3 separate regions of the Homo sapiens genome follow, and all the other regions are linked to region 1. A link is a loop called in an ENCODE intact Hi-C map of the cell type or tissue named here. Cell type or tissue: ascending aorta. All regions are shown on one strand. Links, peaks and the distances in the headings refer to the core of each region. The heading gives the core; the rest is flanking DNA.

Evidence for each region. A loop is a pair of places that touch in the nucleus more often than their neighbours do. Peaks named below come from ENCODE experiments on the same cell type or tissue, not always from the same donor. Only the 100,000 strongest peaks of a DNase experiment are listed, where the experiment ranks them.
Region 2: it touches region 1 in a loop (2.5-fold over the local background); 7 of 110 quality-filtered maps call a loop at or near these places.
Region 3: a loop joins it to region 1, with 2.4 times the contacts of the local background. A loop is called at or near these places in 2 of 110 quality-filtered maps.

What each region holds. Positions count from the first base shown.
Region 1 is chr5:60,646,578-60,652,937 of GRCh38, reverse strand. It overlaps DEPDC1B (DEP domain containing 1B), which reads left to right. Exons shown (of 11, transcript NM_018369.3): 3 at 5,405-5,540. Among named protein-coding and RNA genes, the nearest start is that of DEPDC1B, 50 kb to the left of the region's middle. RefSeq lists a silencer at 542-836. In ascending aorta, for the core only: a CTCF peak has its summit at 3,451 (motif pointing right); no DNase peak of the experiment used is centred there.
Region 2 is chr5:60,379,978-60,386,337 of GRCh38, reverse strand. It overlaps a transcript of PDE4D not described here. Among named protein-coding and RNA genes, the nearest start is that of PART1, 100 kb to the left of the region's middle. RefSeq lists an enhancer at 6,341-6,360. In ascending aorta, for the core only: a CTCF peak has its summit at 3,363; no DNase peak of the experiment used is centred there; H3K27ac peaks cover 4,908 bases.
Region 3 is chr5:60,538,703-60,545,062 of GRCh38, reverse strand. The region is part of intron 3 of PART1 (prostate androgen-regulated transcript 1); the gene reads right to left. Among named protein-coding and RNA genes, the nearest start is that of PART1, 54 kb to the right of the region's middle. In ascending aorta, for the core only: no CTCF peak of the experiment used is centred there; DNase peaks (open chromatin) are centred at 3,422 and 4,072; H3K27ac peaks cover 5,000 bases.

The DNA of each region.
Region 1 (6,360 bases), core at 879-5,878:
ACAAAATAATGACATTTGCAGCAATCTGGATGAAATTGGAGACCATTATTCTAAGTGAAGTAACTCAGGAATAAAAAACCAAACATTGCGTGTCCTCACTTATAAGTGGGAGCTAAGCTATGAGGATGCAAAGGCATAAGAATGATATGATAGACTTTAGGGACTTGGGGAATGGGTGGGAGGGTGATGAGGGATAAAAGACTATACATTGGTTACAGTATACACTGCTCGGGTGATGGGTGCACCAAAATCTCAGAAATCATCACTGAAGAACTTATTCATGTAACCAAACACCACCTGTCCCTCAAGACTTATTGAAATAATAAATAAATAAAAAGGATTCTACAAAAAAGAAACCTTATAAACTGAGTTCCTAGCCATGATGGGATAGGGGGTTGGACAAGCCTCAGTATGTCCCTTCCTTAGTAACCTTTAACCAGATTTCTTTCCTAAGAAATAAACAGAAACCAGCTCTGGAGAACAAGAAACAGATGACTCATTGCTTTATCATCTTAAGCCAATCATCTGAGGCTGTGACTGGACTCTTCCTACTTTTTTTGCAATTTCACAATACATCCCTTGCTAAAAACTGACCACCATCTCCAGACCGGTTTTGGCTGACTGGTGGAGGATACACGGTGATGGTTTTGTGTCCTCTGCTTCATCTTTTGACATCAGTGGGCTGAAAACTCCATTTTCAGATCATGCTAATGCCACCATTTTTTGAACATGCAACCCATGAAAGGTGCATGAAGCGCAATTGCACATGTGCATATTTCTTCTTTCATAAATATTCATGACTCTTCCTTTAGCTTATTAAATATGCATATTTGGCTACCTCACTCAGCATAAATTCCTGTTCCCTTTACCCCTCCCTCAAAGTGCTTGCTCTCAGCTGCTGTTGGAGGCTTTGTTTCCCATCCTGTGGGATGGCCAGCATACAGGCTGAAACCCTTTATGAGAAATAAAGCTCTTCTTTTCAAATTTATCCACCTCATCATTCTTAAATTGGCACAATCCACACCTGGTTATTGCAGCTGTTATAAAAGAAACCAGTTGTCATTTTCATCATTCATCCTGGGAAATTTGTTCACCAGATCCACCTTTTCTAGTTTCCCTATTACCACAGGTGACAGTTGTACTGAAATTTATGCCACTGTGCAACACAGATTTTTTTCTCCACCTTCCATACTGTTTCACAACAACTTCCTTACTGTTCTTTCAACCTCTATTAAGAAGTCCATCTGAGGCCCTTCATGCATCCATTTCACTGCCCGATCCTGTTGCAGATACCACACATTTCTTTTCTAGTTATCTGTTGTGTAATAAAACTATGTCAAACTTACTGGATTAAAATAACCATTGTAGTTTTTTTTAGTTTTTTTTTTGTTTTTTTTGTTTTTTTTTTAGGTGGAGTCTCTCTCTGTTGCCCAGTCTGAAGTGGTGCAGTGGTGCAATTTCAGCTCACTGCAACCTCCGCCTCCTGGGTTCAGGCAATTCTCCTGTCTTTGCCTTCCGAGTAGCTGGAATTACAGGCACACGCCACCATGCACGGCTAATTTTTGTATTTTTAGTAGAGACGAGATTTCACGATGTTGGCCAGGCTGGTCTCGAATTCCTGACCTCAGACAATCCACCCACCCTGGTCTCCCAAAGTGCTGGGATTACAGGTGTGAGCCACTGTGCCGGCCCATTGTAGTTTTTACATAATTGTGTGGATCAGGAATTTTGGAAGGTTGCTTAGGTGGGCATCAGCTGCGGCTGCTGAGGCTAGAGAATCCACCTCCAGGAATATTTGTTTATTTGCAGATCTGGAATTTTGGTGCTCCTTTACCTCAGTTTATTTCCTTGCAGTATCTCATCTTCTAGGGCCTCTTCCTGTTGCTTAGGTATTTGACAACATGGTGGGCTCACGGTAGTCATACTTCTTATAAGATGGCTGGTTTCCAAGAGGGAGCTTCATAATAATGAGTTATACAAGAGTGAGAGTTTCAAGAGGCAGGAAGAGAGTTCTAGCCAGTTAGGCTAGTGCTTCTTCCTTATTGTATTTATCAAAGCAGTTAGACAGGGCTCACCTAGACTTGAAGAGGGTAGAGAAAGACATTCTGCCTCTTGATACAGTAGTGGCAAGATCATATTGCAAAAGAGCATATGGTTAGGAGGTATGATTGTAAACACCTTTGGAAATATGGCAGGCTGAACCGGGATGCAATTTCATTTTTCCCAAATGGATAACCAGTTGGCTCAGTACTATTTATTGAACAGTCCATACTTTCCCACTGATCTGTAATGTCTGCTCTATCATAAATCATGTTTCTAAAGAGTAGTGTGTATTTGTTTTGAATTGTCTTTGTTTAGGCCCATGATTCGCAACTGGGGGCCATTTTGCGGAAGACATTTGGCAATGTCTGGAGAAATGTTTTGTTGTCACAACAGGTGTGTGTGTTGTGTGTAGGGTGCTACTAACATCCAGTGAGTAGAGGCCAGGGATGCTTTGCACTTAGCAGCATCCCCCAGTGCACAGGACAGCTCCCCACAACAAAGAACTATCCGGCCCTAAATGTCAACAGTGCGGAGCTTGAGGAACTATGGTCTCTGCCATCAGTATTGCCGTATTATGTTAGCCTTGATATCTGATAGGACAAGTCACCTCACTTTGTTTTTCTTCTTTAAGAATGTCTTATTTTTGGGCCTTTGCATTTTCATATAAATTTTAGAATCAGTTGATCATGTTTCTTATTTTTTTACTTTAGAGATGGGGGTCTTGCTTTATTGCCCAGGCTGGTCTTGAACTCCTGGCTTCAAGTGATCCTCTCATCTCAGCTTCCCGAGTAGCTGGGACTACAAGTGTAAGCCACCGTGCCTGGTTTGGAATAAGTTTATGATGTTTCATAAAAATTTTTATATTAATATTTTTATTAAATTTTCTTTGTAACTATGTATCTTCATGGGGGAAAATTAACATTGTATGATATGGAATCTTATTCACCAAGCTGCGCACAGTGGCAACTACTTGTAATCCCAGCTACTTGGGAGGCTGAAACAGAAGGACAGGAGGATTGCTTGAACCTGAGTTTAAGAAAGAATCTTATTCACCAGCATAATATAGCTATCAATTTAGTTCTTCTTTAATGTCTTTCAATAAAATTTTATAGTTTTCTTTCTTTTTAGGGGGGCACACTGTCTTTTTTTTGTGTAAAAATTTTATAATTTTCTTAATAAAAGGCTTGCAAATCCTTTGTGTAAGATGGTTTGTTCTCTTGGCCAGTTGTGAGGCTTTTAAATTAGTTGCTTTCCTCTTTTGAGCCTTAATTTCTCTGAGTGAAAAATGTGGCATTTGAACTGGATCATCTTTAACAGGTGAAATATTACATTATTAAAATATTAGGATTAAATTGCTAACTTTCAATGCCCGAAATAGAAGTACTCCACTGGAGGGAGCTCTTCTGCATTTTTTCTCAGACAAAGTTGTCAGACTGCTGTGAAAATAGATAGCACACCTTCTATTGGTAACTGCAGATATTACTGACAGCAAAGATCTCATCTTCTTAGTGTGGAGGAAAAAGGTGATTTCCTGGTATTTCTTCAGTCACAGTTTTGCATGTAACAAATTCTGTTTTGGTCTTTGGAAGATACTACTTTTTTCTGGTTATGGGAATATAAGAAGCATCTTTTTGAACTTAGGAGAAAATTTATGGGTCATCCAATTTAATTCCTTCATTTGACAAATAAATAAATTATTATTTAGAGAGACTTATACTTTCCAAAAGACACATAGAGAGTTTGTGAGAAAGCCTGGAATTCAGGTCCAAAAATTTTTATGCCATAGTCGAGGGAATGAAGTGGGAGAATAAACAGAGGGCATTAGTGGTGGGATGGGAGTAGGGATTGCGTTTAGTTTTGAATGAACTGAGAAGTGGGTGATCTGTGAACTCCGGCAATTACATTCAATATCCTACCTGTATGTGAGCATATGTGCACATACATATGCATAAATGCTGTACTTTGTCTGGAAATGGGCATTTGTTGGGATTGTTGACTTGTAGGAAATAAAATTGGACTTTTATAAGCCACCCTTTATTTATAAAGAAAGATGCTTTGGCTATAGAGATTCATTTAGTTTATATTTTGGAATCTTTTGGGAACACCTGCCTTGGTAACTTGATTACCAAACTTTAAACTATCTTTAACTTAATTTACTGATTTCCAGAACTCTCTTTTTTTAACTGACCCAAAACTGATGTTTAAAATAGTTATTGGATATTCTTTTCAGAAAAGATGAAATGCAACTTTTCTCCACTTGTCATTCCTTTTCAAATCTATTGCGACTGTTTTTGAAATGTTTCTCTATTTGAAGATGAGAAATCATAGTTTTCCTCAACCTTCAGAAGTTCATACTTGGGACATATTCCTGCAAGAAAAGACAGATTAACAAGAGAAAAACAAGCAAGTTTGTTAATGTGTGCAGTGCACATCCCGTGGGAGAAAAATAACTAGATGCAGTGCCTTAGAGTCCCAGCTTATATGGTCTTCAACAAAGAGCAATAAATTTTAGAGAAGCGTCAGGACACATGAAAGCAGTTTAAGGCTTCCAAAGGCAGGAAGGTGTGGGAAGGTAAATTTATGGGGAAACTAATGAAGTCTGCTTAGATGCCTCTGGTGTAGTCTCTAAGCTGATAAAGGTTGTAAAGGAGAATTTACCTACTGTTTTGAGGCAGGAAAGAGGGAAAGATAGACTTTTTGTATTTATATTAATAATACTCTGCTCTTAGGCAAACAGAGGAAAGACAAAGCACTTTTCCATATTTGCTTCAAATGGCCTTTAGCCCCAAAAAATTATGTCAAAGAGGAATGTTTTGAGGTGACACATTCTGTTTCCTTCAGTACTCTCGTTGGTGAGTCTCCAGATTCACCTTCATATAAACTTCCCTTGAACACTATAGACATTTTATAATTCTTTATTTCTGCATTTGCTTTGAGATAAGGTCTTTAGTTATTTGTATGATTTTTTTCTGTGGATAACATGGGTAAGATTTTTAAGCTGTTTTTTTGGCTTAAGTAAATAAAAAGTCAAAATAAAAGTCAACAACCCGCTGCCTTTTATGTCAACATTAAGAACTAGAGTTCTTACATTGCTTTTGCAGTGCAATGTAATGCATTGTATCCTTTTCTAACAAGACTGCAGAAAAATATTATCTGATAAAAAATATGTATTCAATCACCTTTCTTTTCTTTATCAGGTATGGTATAGAGCAGTTTAAAAAATTAAAATTTATGTAATTATTGTATAAATATTGTACAAATTATTGTATAAATTTTCAGATACACCAAAGTGGAGACTATTGTTAAAATATCTGTGTCTCCCACTGACTGCAGTAATAGAGAATTTCTTCTTGGGTTTTAGATTTCCTCCTTCTTCACCCCTGAAACCATATCCAAAGAAGCCCCCAAACCAAAAGGATGTTATTAAATTTCCAGAATGGAATGATCTCCCACCAGGCACTTCACAAGAGAACATCCCAGTGAGGCCAGTTGTGATGGTAAGTGCCATGACTGAAAGATGGAAGGGCTGGCAGCAGGGAGAATCATCCATGAACTCCTAGGCTTGGTCTTTCTGTGGTCCTTTATGAACAATAATTTAAAGGTACTTTAAAACAAAATTGTACCTGCCAACAGCTGGGAGACCAGTAACAAGGAAAGAATGACTCTTGCAGTTTTTCACTCTTGCATGTAAATAGTTGTTGTACTGTATTGTTTAGGGCAGCAGTCCCCAACCTTTTTGGCACCAGCGATGGGTTTCATGGAAGACAATTTCTCCATGGACCAGGGCTGCTGGGGTGGGGGTGGGGGTGGTTTCGGGATGATTCAAGTGCATTACATTTATTGTGCATTTTATTTATATTATTATTACATTTTAATATATAATGAGATAATTATGCTACTCACCATAATATAGAATCAGTGGGAGCCCTGAGCTTGTTTTCCTGTAACTAGATGGTCCCATCTGGGGATGATGGGAGACAATGACAGATCATCAGGCATTAGATTCTCATAAGGAGCACACAACTTAGATCCCCCAGATGCACAGTTCACAAAAGGGTTCACGCTCCTATGAGAATCTAATGCGGCCGATCTGACAGGAGGTAGAACTCAGGCAGTATGTGAACAACAGGGAGCTGCTGTAAATACAGATGAAGCTTCACTCACTTGCCCAACGCTTACCTCCTCCTGTGCAGCCTGGTTCCTTATAGGCTATGGACTGATACCAGTCTGTGGCCTGTGGGTTGAGGACACCTCGTTCAGGGAATAACAAGAAGAAGAAAATGCTACATGTTCAGTACAGATGCAACCATCCATTTT
Region 2 (6,360 bases), core at 895-5,894, 270 kb after region 1:
TTTGATTCCCTTTAAGGAAATCACTGCTAATAAAGAGGCACACAGCTTGAGAAGCTGAAGCAGAGTGAAAAAAATTGATTTATAGCTCATAGGTAGAGAAAGCAAAATTCCTAATTAGTCATTTTTTTTTAAAGCACGTACTAAAGGGAAAATTACTATATATTTTTTTCCAAAGTTTCCTTGGTCTGGCTGTTGTTTGCCATTTTAATTACAGATTTATTATTTATTTTGTATAATATATAACTCAGGAATTATTATTATTTAATTTTTCCTCTTTTTTTTGCATTGGGCTTGGTGCTGGGGAAACAGAGACAAATTATGCAGAGTCCTTTCTTGTTGGGAATTCACACTCTGGCAGCCTGGTGTAGCCATGTGCACAAACAACTACTGTGCAATTTGATGAGAGAGACAGAAGGCAGGGCAGTGGCACAGGTGGAAGTGCCCAGCTAGGGTACAAGGAATTGAGGGAAGGCTCTTGAGAGAGAAAGAGATCTGAGAGCTGTATCTTCCTAAAAAGTTGGTGTATTCCAGGTAGATGAAAATAGGATTGGGAGACAGAGGTGGACATTCTGAGAAGGGGGAGTAGTAAGTACAAAACAGAGGTGGCAATAGCATTATGGACTTGGGGACCGTTAGTAGGTTGATAGGATTATAGCACATAAATATTAGACCAGAAAGACTGAGAAATGATGCTGGAGAAGAAAGTAGGACACAGGTCATGGAATGACTTGCAGGCTGCACCAGAGGCACTTGGATTTTATGAGAGCCTTGGAAGGTTTCTGTGGCAAGTGTTGCCAGTGCCCCTCTCATATTCCCTTGGCAGTCACTGTTACTGTACAAGACAACAGCTACAAGTCTCAGAGACTACAAGTTTGCAAGACTGTAATGAGGCAGGCCCAAAGCACCAGAAGTTAACATCCTTGAGAGCATCGCTCAGACAATGATGCATGAATAGCTCAGATTCTTCACCCCTGGTGAGGATGAGTCTGCAGCAGGTTTTGTATAATATCTTGGAGGTTCCCGGTGACATTGAGTCTCACCTGATCACAGCAGTTGTCTGGTCATTTACACACCAGTATTGTTCCTTCCCATACTTGCCATTCTTCCATACCCTCCTACATTTTGCTTCCTGGAATCCCTTCTCGAAAAACTACTCATGCTTAAATTCTTAGCTCAGGCTCTACTTCTGGTGGAATCCAATCTGGGACAGGTTTTTGGCTTGTGGAGGAACAGTGGCAATGAAGGCGGAGTCTGGATGATTTTCATGAGAATGCAAGAGAGAGTGGAAGACTCTGGTTCAATTTAGAAAGCACAGTTCGTTGCAATTATGGCCAAGCTGTATGTATTCTGGGAGACAGGGAAGGACTTTTCGATGATTCAAGGTTTAGGTTTGTTGACTGGTGGGATCCATTAAGCAAAATAAGGAATACAAGAAGAGGAATAGGATTTTTGGTGAAATGTGTGGGATTTGGATTTGATTATGCTGAATTTGAGGTATTTCCATGGACAGTGTAGGCATTGGGGAAGAGGACTAGTTGCGACACCCCAGTTTGGAAGCTGAGCATCAGCCCCTGAGTAGTAGTAGAAGAAGTGGGTGTGGCTGTGGTCACTCAAGCTGAGTGTGGGGATGGGGAGTAGGAAGAACCCAACAGAAACAAACTTCTGGGAGTACCAACCTTTAACAATCAAATAGATGAGGAGGAACTTGCTACAGTGAAGGAGTGATCTGTAGCACCAGGCAAGGGCCAGGGGAGTGATGTCGTAGAAGCCAAGAAAGGAAATCATGTCAGGAGGAGAGAGGAAGCAAACAGAGTCAAAGACTGCAGAGAGGCTTGGCAAGGTCAGACTTCAGGCTCCCATTGGATTTGGAAGTTGAGTGGTCATTGTTTATTTAAGAAGTTCATACTAATTTGGATCAATTAGAAAAGTAGTAGAGATTACCTCCACTTAAGACATTTAGTTTTATTACTTGAAAACTAGGCTAACCAATAATTGCCTAGGACAGGGATTGCTTTAATGAATAGGTAAGAATAATTTCTAATTATAGGGTGGCATGATTTGCGTTACCATACTGAAAAATGCTGCCCCTCTATTTGTATGATTTGTATGAAGTTCAGTACTTGGAAAGCTTCAAGTTTGTTCACCTAATTAGGTAAGGGTTTTTCTTTTAAGCTAGTTGCTGTTTTTTAGTTTCAAGTTGGTCCCTATTTCTGTTTGAATTATCACAGGTTTCAATTTTATGTTGCCAAAAGATAAGATTTAATACCATAGCTGATGCCCCTTTGAATTTTGAATAACAATTCTATTTTCTTTATACTATTTAGTTATTTGTGGTTAAGAATCTGGTCTGTAGAGTTAGACTGCTTAGCTATTACAGTAGCTTCAACACTTACTCTTTAAGATCCCTGGGTAGGTACTGTGCTTCTCTGTGCCTTGATTTCCTCATCTGTAAAATGGAGAGAATACAACTTTTTTTCAGAAGTTAATTCTTAGTACCAAATGAGCTAATTCATATAATGTATTTAAAGGCATTTTAAATGGCACAGAGTAAATGATCAGCACATTTTAGCGTTAGAAATATTTGTTAGTATTTTTTCTATTTATAATTTGTTACTATTACTAAAAACTGGGAGGCAGAATAGTATAAAGTGATAATGATTGAACTATAAAACAGATTAGGGTTCTGCTCTCAAATTTTCCGCCAACTCTCTGAACTGGGACAAGTCCATTCACCTCTCTGAGTTCACATTCTTCACCTATAAAAGAGGGAGGTTAGAATAGAACATCTTTCAAGCCAGCCTTAGTTTTAATATTCTGGGAAGCACACCTTTTGCTTGGAAGTAGCTGATTTACACAGTAGTCTTAGCTGTAGTGTGTTTTCCCCTAAGGGAAAGATAAATGGGCTAAAAGGAGAAATGGAAGGCATTTCCATTAGGCAATTGCTTTCTGGAAAGTACAACTAATGTTTTGGTTGGTTTATTTTCATAGAATTCATTTCTTGGGCTAAAACATAAATCAGTTACTATATTCAGAGGGCTTATCATTTCTTTTTTGAGTATACTTATGGTTGGAAAAATTCCAAGTGTTTTTCATTTTTTTGCCCTGTTTTTTCATACCTTTTACAGAAAAATAATTGTTTTTAGTGCATTCATTTCATTTGCTAATGTTATAATCTGTACAAAACAGCCCACCTAATTATTCTTTTAGATGTTAAACATGACACATGTAAATAAAATGATAATTATAGAATGTGGTGTTTTCTTGTATCTTACATTTTTTAGATCTGAAAATTGGTCCCTGTTCTTATTCTGCATGTACTCCAGTGAAACTTTCCCTTGATGAGTTATTTTTCATGCGCACACATGGGGGAGCTTTTGAGACACTAGTTTGAATGTTACACTTTGAAGACTTTCTCAACAACTTGACCCTAAGATGATGGACTGGAACTCTTCATTGAAGGAAGTGTAGCAGGGTGCAACTGGCTGTAGAACTGACTTCCCTAGCGCTCACTGTCTCATATGCAGCCCTAGAACCAATTCATAAATCTCTTTGAAAGATAGCCATAAACATGTATTCTCTCACACAAAAGAGTAGGGCTAAGAAAATGAAAACGAAAAGTGAAGGCAGATCCAGTATTTTCTAAAACTTCAGTAAGAAGTACCTGAGGTCATAAACTTGGGGGGCTGCCTCTTCCGGTGAAATGGGGGAAGTCAGCCAGAAACTCTGATTTTGACAGCAACATTATTTAAAGGAGTTTCTGAAATGATCAAACATGTTCTTCCATAGAAGAATAAAAGTCTAAAAGCACATGAGAATATTTTTAAAAAATCACCTCTGGAGGAAGCAGAAACAAAAGTGAGTGGCTTGAGTTGAGTCCGATGCTCTTGGTGTCTAGCTCTGTTTGCCATTTAAAGAAAATGCAGAAAAATAGAAATGTGTTAAGTGAAATGAAACCCCATAGGACCTTGACTGACTTTATTGTTATCTTTCTTTTGACCCTAATTTTTGGGGTAGCTAAAACCGCAAATAAACATATAGAAATAGACCTGGTGTTAGCCACATAGATACATGAAGTAGCATCAGGAATGACTGGGGCTTTTCTCTGCCCCAGTTTATTTGGAAATAACTCCAAACTATTTCATATATAAATATATATATATTTCAATGCTTATCATAATTACATCTGAATATTTTGCTCATAAGACAAACTTCTAAATGCCCTTAAAATGAGGCTTCAATGAGGAAATAAATACAGCTGATTTTAAAATGTTATTTAGTATCAAGAAAAAACTCTTTAGCAAATATTTCCTGTGAAAAGTATACAGTATAACTAGCTTAATATATAAAATTAAACAGAATCTTTCATGATGAATTGAAAATAGGTAAAATTTGTTTTCCTTCTCATTGTTTTTTCATATGTAGACAGCCAAGTTTCATCCTTCACAGTTTGTGTTCAACTCCTTGCTGTTTTTTTCTCTAATCTTTTCCTCAGTGCCTTATTCATTCTCATGGTTTTAACCATTAACTATATTCCCATTCTGGGCTTTCATCACAGATTCCAGTTGTACATTTTCTATTGCCCATTGGATGTTCCTACCTGGATATGGAAGTCAAATTGAATGTCAGCTACCAAATTTACCTTCCATCCTCCACTTGCTTCCTCGGCTTCTTTCTTTACCCACCCTCCCAGCTCACCAGTTCCTTCTGACTTTCCCGTATCTGTTCACTAAACTACCATTTTCTGAATCACCTGGCCTTGGAAATTTGGTGTCATCTTTGACATTAACCTGTCTCATGTACACTACTGTATCAGGGGTTCCCAAGGCCACCCTCAGACTTGCTAAAAGGATGCATGGGACTCAGAAAAGTTGTTATAGTCACAATTATGTTTTACTTAGTGAAAGAATACAGACTAAAATCTGAAAAGCAAAAGATATGTGGGGAAAAGTCCAGGAGAAATTAGGTGCAAGCTTCTAAAAGTTTTTTTCCAGTAGAATTGCACAGATGCACTTAATTCTGCAAGCAATACCGTGTGACATATGCAAAGTGTTGTCAACCAGGGAAACACTTGAGCTTTGATGTTTTTAATGGAGGCCAGCCACATAGTCATGCAGCACCTGTATGACTTACCTCAGCTACTCAGACTTCAGCTCCTCAGAGAAGGAACAGGCAGCCATCATGCATCACATTGTTAGCATAAACTATCTGATCAAACTGGTACCACATGCTCCAAGGCCTGAGGCATACAACACTCTTACCAGGCAGAATATACCTGTGGCTCAAGGCTTACTCTCAGGAGCTGGCCTAAGTTCAGTCTTGAAGAGAGGTTTTTCTTGGGCATGTGCAGGGCTTGAGCCACCTAGATTTGCTGAGTTAATCTTACTACACATGCACGAAAAATCACCAAGCTTTGTTGGTTACTGGGAAAATTCAGAGCACATACTGTGGTGTTAGATATGTGTTTGAGTTCTGCCTTTGAGACGATTAAATGAGATGTGATTAACATACTGCTGGACACATAAATACTAAGTGATGTCGATTTCTCGTTGTTGTGATTTTTATTATCTCTGCCCTTTTCTATCCAATATCACTTCTTATGTTTAGCCTAAGACCTTATTGTGTTCACCTTCAAGGTGCACTAGCTTCCCATATCAGTGAACTTAGGATGTTACGCTGCGCTAACAAACAATCTCCAAATTGGTATCACTTGCTAAAACAAGAGAGTTATTTCTTGATGCTGCCGTTTGTCTATTATGAGTTGACTGCAGCTCTGCTCCAAAGTATAATCATTCTGGGACCCCGACTGAAGGAACAGCCCTGATCGGGACATTGGGGCAAAAAGAAAAGAGCGTATTATAGAACCATAAAATGGCTCTTAAAATTTTGCTTGAAAGTGGTGCATATACTATGTATTCCCATTTTATTGTCTAAAGTAAGTGACACATCCCAGCCTGAGGTTATTGGATTAGGGATGTATACTATTCCCTTGGAATGTTTGAGCAGTAATATAATCTATCAACTTCCTAGCTAGCCTCTGTGTTAAATGATCATTAGAGTATCTAAAGAGGCTGGAAGCAGAGAGGCCAGCTAGGATACACTAATCTATCCTGCTGACCATCACTAAGTTCACATCCTCAAAGTTCAGTGTTGACAAACCATTTCTGTTCTCTATAACTGCCGTATCATGGTCTTCTCTTGATTAGTCACGTAAGCTCATTTTTAAGCTCAATCACCCATGACTTTCCTATACGCAAGTGAAACCATAAAATTAACCAGCATCGGGCACATTTTATCTTAGCACCTTTTATACCTTTGCTCATACTTTCACTGAGATTGAGGGCTCTTTTTTGAAGATAGTTA
Region 3 (6,360 bases), core at 757-5,756, 110 kb after region 1:
TATATTTTCTCTTTTTTTTTTCTGTTTTTATTCTCCATCCACATCAACTGAAGGGTAGCTAGATGGTTTTGTGCAGAAGTCTGAGTGTCCCTTGTGCCAGGAGATGCTTTTGTTACCTAGATCTGTGCTTCTGGAGCTACTTCACTGGATTGATGTTTAGGGAGGACTAGAAAGTTGAAGGGGAGAAGTTGAATCATGGAGGATGTTGGAGTGCTAAGATCCCTGAATGTGGTACCTGTAGATAAATACAGTGACTTTGAGACGCAGAGCAAAGACTCCAGTGGAGTCTGTTATTCAGTGAGCAACAGCGTCACCCACCATGGAATAAATCAGGTTGGGGTGGACAATGTATTTCAAGGTTCTGTGATTAAAGATTGTGGGACACACCAGCGGCCCTTCCATAAATAGATTTCACAAGCCTCAGCCTTCTTATGTTGGTGGGTGGGGTAGATGGTGGCCAGAGAATGACTGAGATTGGGTTTTCTGTCAACTCGAATGGGAGAGGCTCCTTCAGTTGGAATTAGATATGTAAAAGGTAAAGAAATGTGTTATTTCATGTACCTGTGGATTGTGAAACAAATTCATGCTCACTACATTTGTTTCAAAAGCATAAATAGGCCCTGCCTTCTGCCTTTATCTACTCTACACGTATAGTATGGAACAGTATGATTAAGCCAGTATGATTTGAGCCAGAAGATTAAGTTCCATAAAAAGTGAAGAAAAGTCAACAATTTAACACAAGAAATGTTTACCGACTAACTATTCTATGCCAGGTCTGGGAGTATGAGGAAATAAATGTGACATATCCCTTGAGAAAGCAGAAATAATCCAAAGAATTCATACATATACAAATTATTAATTACATCAGTAAAAATCTTTATGATGGGTGTGGCCAGGTCTGGGGCTGGAAGGCCCACCTCAGCATTGCAAAAGAATTAGTCTTCAGTCCTGAAGCTCACAGAATTTGCTAACCTATTACTTAGGGGGAATATACCCCTGAATATCATTACTTGAAGAAAAAATACACATTTCCTTTGGAAGAAAGTAAAATCAGAAATCTTGAGGGTTCTCTCGAAGAAAATCAGACCTGTAGTTCTAACCAGTCAACTGACCTTAGTTGAGAATGTTAATGTGCCAGAGAAACAAATGAATGCTCACCTTTCCGAGGAAGACAGTAGAAAATAACCCGCTTGACTATCTTCAGCTGGAAAAAAGAACTCTTTTTTTTTTTTTTTCTGTGACGGAGTTTCACTCTTGTTGCCCAGCCTGGAGTGCAATGGCACAATCTCAGCTCACTGCAACCTCTGCCTCCCGGGTTCAGGCAATTCTCCTGCCTCAGCCTCCCGAGTGGCTGGGATTACAGGCGTGCACCACCACGCCCGGCTAATTTTTGCATTTTTCAGTAGAGACAGGCTTTCACCATGTTAGTCAGGCTGGTCTCGAACTCCTGACCTCAGATGATCCACCCACCGCAGCCTCCCAAAATGCTGGGATTACAGGCGTGAGCCACCGTGCCCATTCGAAAAAAGAACTCTTTAATCCACTATACCTAACCTTTTACTCTCTCCTTTAGATTTAAATGATTAACTTCTGATAATGCTGCAGACATTTTTTTTTCTGAAAGATTTGTTAATGAATGGATTCCTTTTGAAAGAAGTCCAGGCAAGAGCACAGAAAAACAGAGAGTTCCAATGATGACCAACTGTGAAACATACTATGCTATATAAGAATCCTCTAGAGATGTAACTGTAACACCAAGATCAAAGCACAGGGGACTGTATCAATGCATTTCCCTGCAGAAGATAGGACTCTATAAAGTGAAGGGCAAGTAGCATGTGGAAGAGGAAGGACACTGGGAAGAGCCCTAACTGCTGACGGGAGAGCCTAGTCCAGCTCTGGTCCTTCACTGGTCACTGTGAGATCTTAGGCAAATCACTTGCTTTTCTGGGCCTTCATTTTCTCATCTGGAACTGAGGTAATCGAATTAGACCCTTCTTTAAGTCCTAAGATTCCAAAATCTCCAATGCAGGCACATATTAATATTGTACCAGGTAGCCTTTGTCCTACATTGAATTGTAGGTATAGTTTGTGCATATTTGTCTCCCATCCAAAAGTCTGCAGATTCACTAAGGAAGTCAGTTAAGGGCCAATCGGGGGATTTGAAGGATTCAGAGCTACAGGAGCTATTCTTTATTCCTGGGTAACTCTAAGCCAGAAGATGGAGAAGCTCACCTAAAAGCTCTGCCATCAGGTGTGTGGGTGGTGTTGTACTATGGTGTGGAGAGAGGAGAATGTCTCAGGAGACCAGGTAAGGGTTCCTATGATTGCAGAACCAACCAAAGAGCCTTGGAGGCACCAATGATGATGATTTTCTCTAGTTCTTCAAAAGCCAGGAACTGGGCCATATTGTTTTCTTTGAAAGAAAAGAAAAATAAGTGAAAATGCTTCACAGAATATTTTATAGCAACACACTTCTCTGGATTAATTAATAGTTTTAGAAGATGGAGGTAAAGAGCTCATCTGTATAAAGGTCTGAAGATGCACATATCATCTTGGAAAAAAAGAGGCTGTTATTCCATCATTTCCACATACACGGTTTTGTTACAAATATAATTGAAAATTCAAGTCTTTCAAAAATAGAATACATGGGTACTGGAGATTAGGTCACACATAATCAAATTCTAAATTTCTTTTCCAGCAAAGTCGTCCCTACTGAGGTCAGAGTACAAAGAAGAGGGGATGGTAGGCTAAACGCCAAATGAATGAAAAGGGAAGATTTTTCAGGCAGGGAGTCATTAGTCTTGTCACATGCTGCTGATATGAAAGGACTGACCACTGGATTGAGCAACATGAAGGCATGTGACCTCAATACAAGCTTTTTCTGTGGTTGGAATGAGATAAAAGAGAACAGGGAGAGAAGTGGAGTCACCAAGTGAGGACAACTCTTTGAAGGAGGTTTGTGGACCATTTGTTGTTATACAGAGGGAAATGCACAGGGGATTTTATGATGAGGGAACAGCTCTGTTTAAGAACTGGGTGTAATTGCTTTTGAGTCCACAGAGAGTCAAGGTTCTCTGTGATTTAATTATTCAGGAAAGAGGCTTCCTAGAAAGTTTACACTTTCTTCAAAGAAAGTCAGTTTCTCTCATTTGCATGTCTCTCATTTCTAAGTGACTTAATGAAAATTCCTTTCCCCACTAACTTGAGTTTTATATACCTTGTATGGAGTAGACATAAGAAGTGCTGGTTGGCCTGTTTTGGTGCAGGACAGGATCCCACAAAAAGAAATTTCAGCCTTGTAACCTTTCTTCCTTTGACTTTCTGTGATTAGTTTCCTTAGTGTCTGGTAACAGCTCTGGTTCCTTTGCTGTAGTGTGGTGAGCCTCATCTCTTCAAACAAATTGGTTCACAGGCTGGGGGATGGTGGGCGGGAGGGATGAAATCATTGTTTTGCTTCAATGTCGGTTCTCCCCTGAGAGGTCTTTCACAGCAAGGGAGTCTGTATTTTTAGAATTAGCATGTTCTGTTTCAATGTTGTGAACATTCATTTTAAACCTACTATATTTAGCAGAGGTTTAATTACCCAAATTGGGAAACTAGTTTTAAACCGTCACCTTCTACTTGGTTAATCAAAACAGTCCCTACCACCAGCAGGGGAGACTGGCAATTTCAGTCATACAGCCACACCTGGTGAGGGCAACTGACAAAAGCAATTCCATTGCCTGAGTTCAGCATCTTCAGCACCCATCCAGCCCTGTTGTAGCCCCTCTTTCTTTCAGTAAGACTTTCCTGCAATATACCCTCTGTGGACTAGGGCTGGGGGGATGTGTCTGCTCTGATGTCTGTGGGGAGTGTCTTTTCTTCCCACACAAAAATCGTGATTATATTTTCCAAAATAGCACTCAGGAAACAATCTCTCTGTGGCATTTACAGATATGTGAGATGTTGAGGAACTGCGGTCTGAATGATGAAATTTCTTGGATTTTTCAGCAATGTCATTTTTTCCTTCATTTACTCACTCACTTCTGGAAGGGCCAGTCTGAGAGCTGGGCTGAGGAGTCCAAGGCTGATGCAGTCATGGATGAGTCTGAGGCAGGGAGACCACTAGCAGGAGAATGGGCAGTGCCAACTGGCTTTAAAAATACTCAGATACAAATATGAATTTTGCACATCCATTTAGTCATTTGGCAAATATTTATTGATTGGTTGTGGGATAAGCCATAGAGCCTGACACTAGTTTAGTGAGAGAGATACACAGGAATAGGAAAAAAATTATCATAATAAATGCACAGCTACAGAGCGAGAGCTCTGAAGGATCATTTTATGAGTATGCGTAACAGGAACCTGATGTGATTGATCAGTGAAGCAAATTGGTGCTTGAACTGAGATCCACAGTGGTGCTTCCCAAATTTTATGTGCATATGAATATCTGGGGATCTTGTTAAATGCAGATTCCTGTGCTGCTTCTGGGGCTTGGGGAGGAGCCTAAAATTCTGCATCTCTAATAAGCTGCCATGTGATGCTGATGCTGCTGGTACCAAAGATTCTAAAGGACAAACATAACGGAAAGCAGGGGTTGGGGGAAATAAGTTTCACAGGGAGGGAACAGTTATACACAGCAAGAACATAGTCTGCATGGTGCTCTTCTGGTCCCTAACCACTGAAGCAAAGGTCAAGTAATTGTTCTACCTTCTTCCATGACTAATTGGCAGGATATATGTTCCCCTGATAGGACATTTCCCAACTTTAAGGCTGCTCTTTATGTTTACTTCAAAATTCCTTTTACCTCTTGTAAATATTGGGATTTCCATTTAAAAGGTCAGACAAAAGATATGTCTTCTACCCTTCTCCTTAGAATTTGCCAGAAAACAGGGACAGAAATATGAATTTCATATTTGATAAACCTTGAAGACTAACTCCCAAAAGATAATATTTGGAGAGGCTCTCAATGCAGTGAAGATCAAATATGGGTGCACAAAGGCTCCTGGAGGGAGTGCTTGGGAACACAGGTCTCAGATAAAGCTGGCAGGAAACTGTTTTCTTAAGTAGATGGCACTTTGAGGGCAAAACCAACCACCCCTTCTTCGGAATCACAGGAAAGGCAGGTACATGGAGGGTAGGGTTGGAGCATCCCTTTACCGCATTTGACCTCACAGGAAAGTGGAGCAAGCAGAACTGCAGAAAATGTGCAGAAATGCTGCAATCAGTCTGTGTCCTAGTGAGGCAGGGTGGAGGAGAGAGGCTGAATTGCCTCCTGCTCTGTAGCTGCCAATGCCTGTTGGCTGGAGAGAGGTAAAAATTCAAACAACCCGCACATATAGTCTTGTCATCATGAGTTTGTCCCTGAACCAGGGAGAATTCTTGCTAGCCTGGAACTGCTCATCCCCTTCTCAACAAGACCCTGGATCACTTCCAACATCAGGAAGAACACACTTCATTTAAAGATGAGTAACAAAAAGGCAACTAGCACAGGATCTATACAAATAACTTACAAGACAAAAGGAGGAAGAGGACAGGGGAACATAAAGAATCCTCACCAATAACAAGTTGCCATTAAGTAGAAAATTATGACAAAATAAATGTCTATGAACAATGAATTTAATGAAACAATGAAGAGGCTGGAAGCAGAGCAATTGAGAGATCAGGGGAAATACTAGCACCACCACAGGAGGAAATGAAACAAGAACTTCTGAAGGTCAGGAAGGAAGCAGAAGAGAAAAATAAAGCTACCATGGAAATGCAAGCATACTGTAATAAACACTAAGAAGAAACACTGCTGACATCACAGTGAGGAATAGGAGGGCAACATTAAGACACATAAACAAAAGATATAAGCAAAATAACCAGAAATGAACAAAGTTAGAGTGAACTAGAGAGAACATGAAAGATACAGAAAACAAAAGAATTGCAACATATGCATTATTTGTATCTTTTAAGAAGAAGTCTGGAGATATTACTCAGTAAAACTCTTTAGAAATAAAATAAGACTTGAATCTACAAATGGAAAGGGCATACTGTAGCTCAGAAAAAATTGATACAGAATGATCAACATTGAGAGGTATCCAAGTAAACATACTGGCCCTCAAGGCCAATGAAAAATTTTAGAATCCAGGCAAAAATAAAAAATAAGAGTGAAAAATTAAGTTGGCATGATAACAAAATAGACTATGTAGTGGAATATCAAAAGTAAGAGAAAGGAATCCTAACATAAATGAGAGTACAACATTTCAACATATTACCATAAAAAGTTTAAATTGTCTAATTCACCTATTGACTCAAATTTACAAAAAAGGGAAATCAAATTATTTGTAATATGTGAGATGCATCTAAAACAACGAAACTCAGAAAGGATAATAAAGA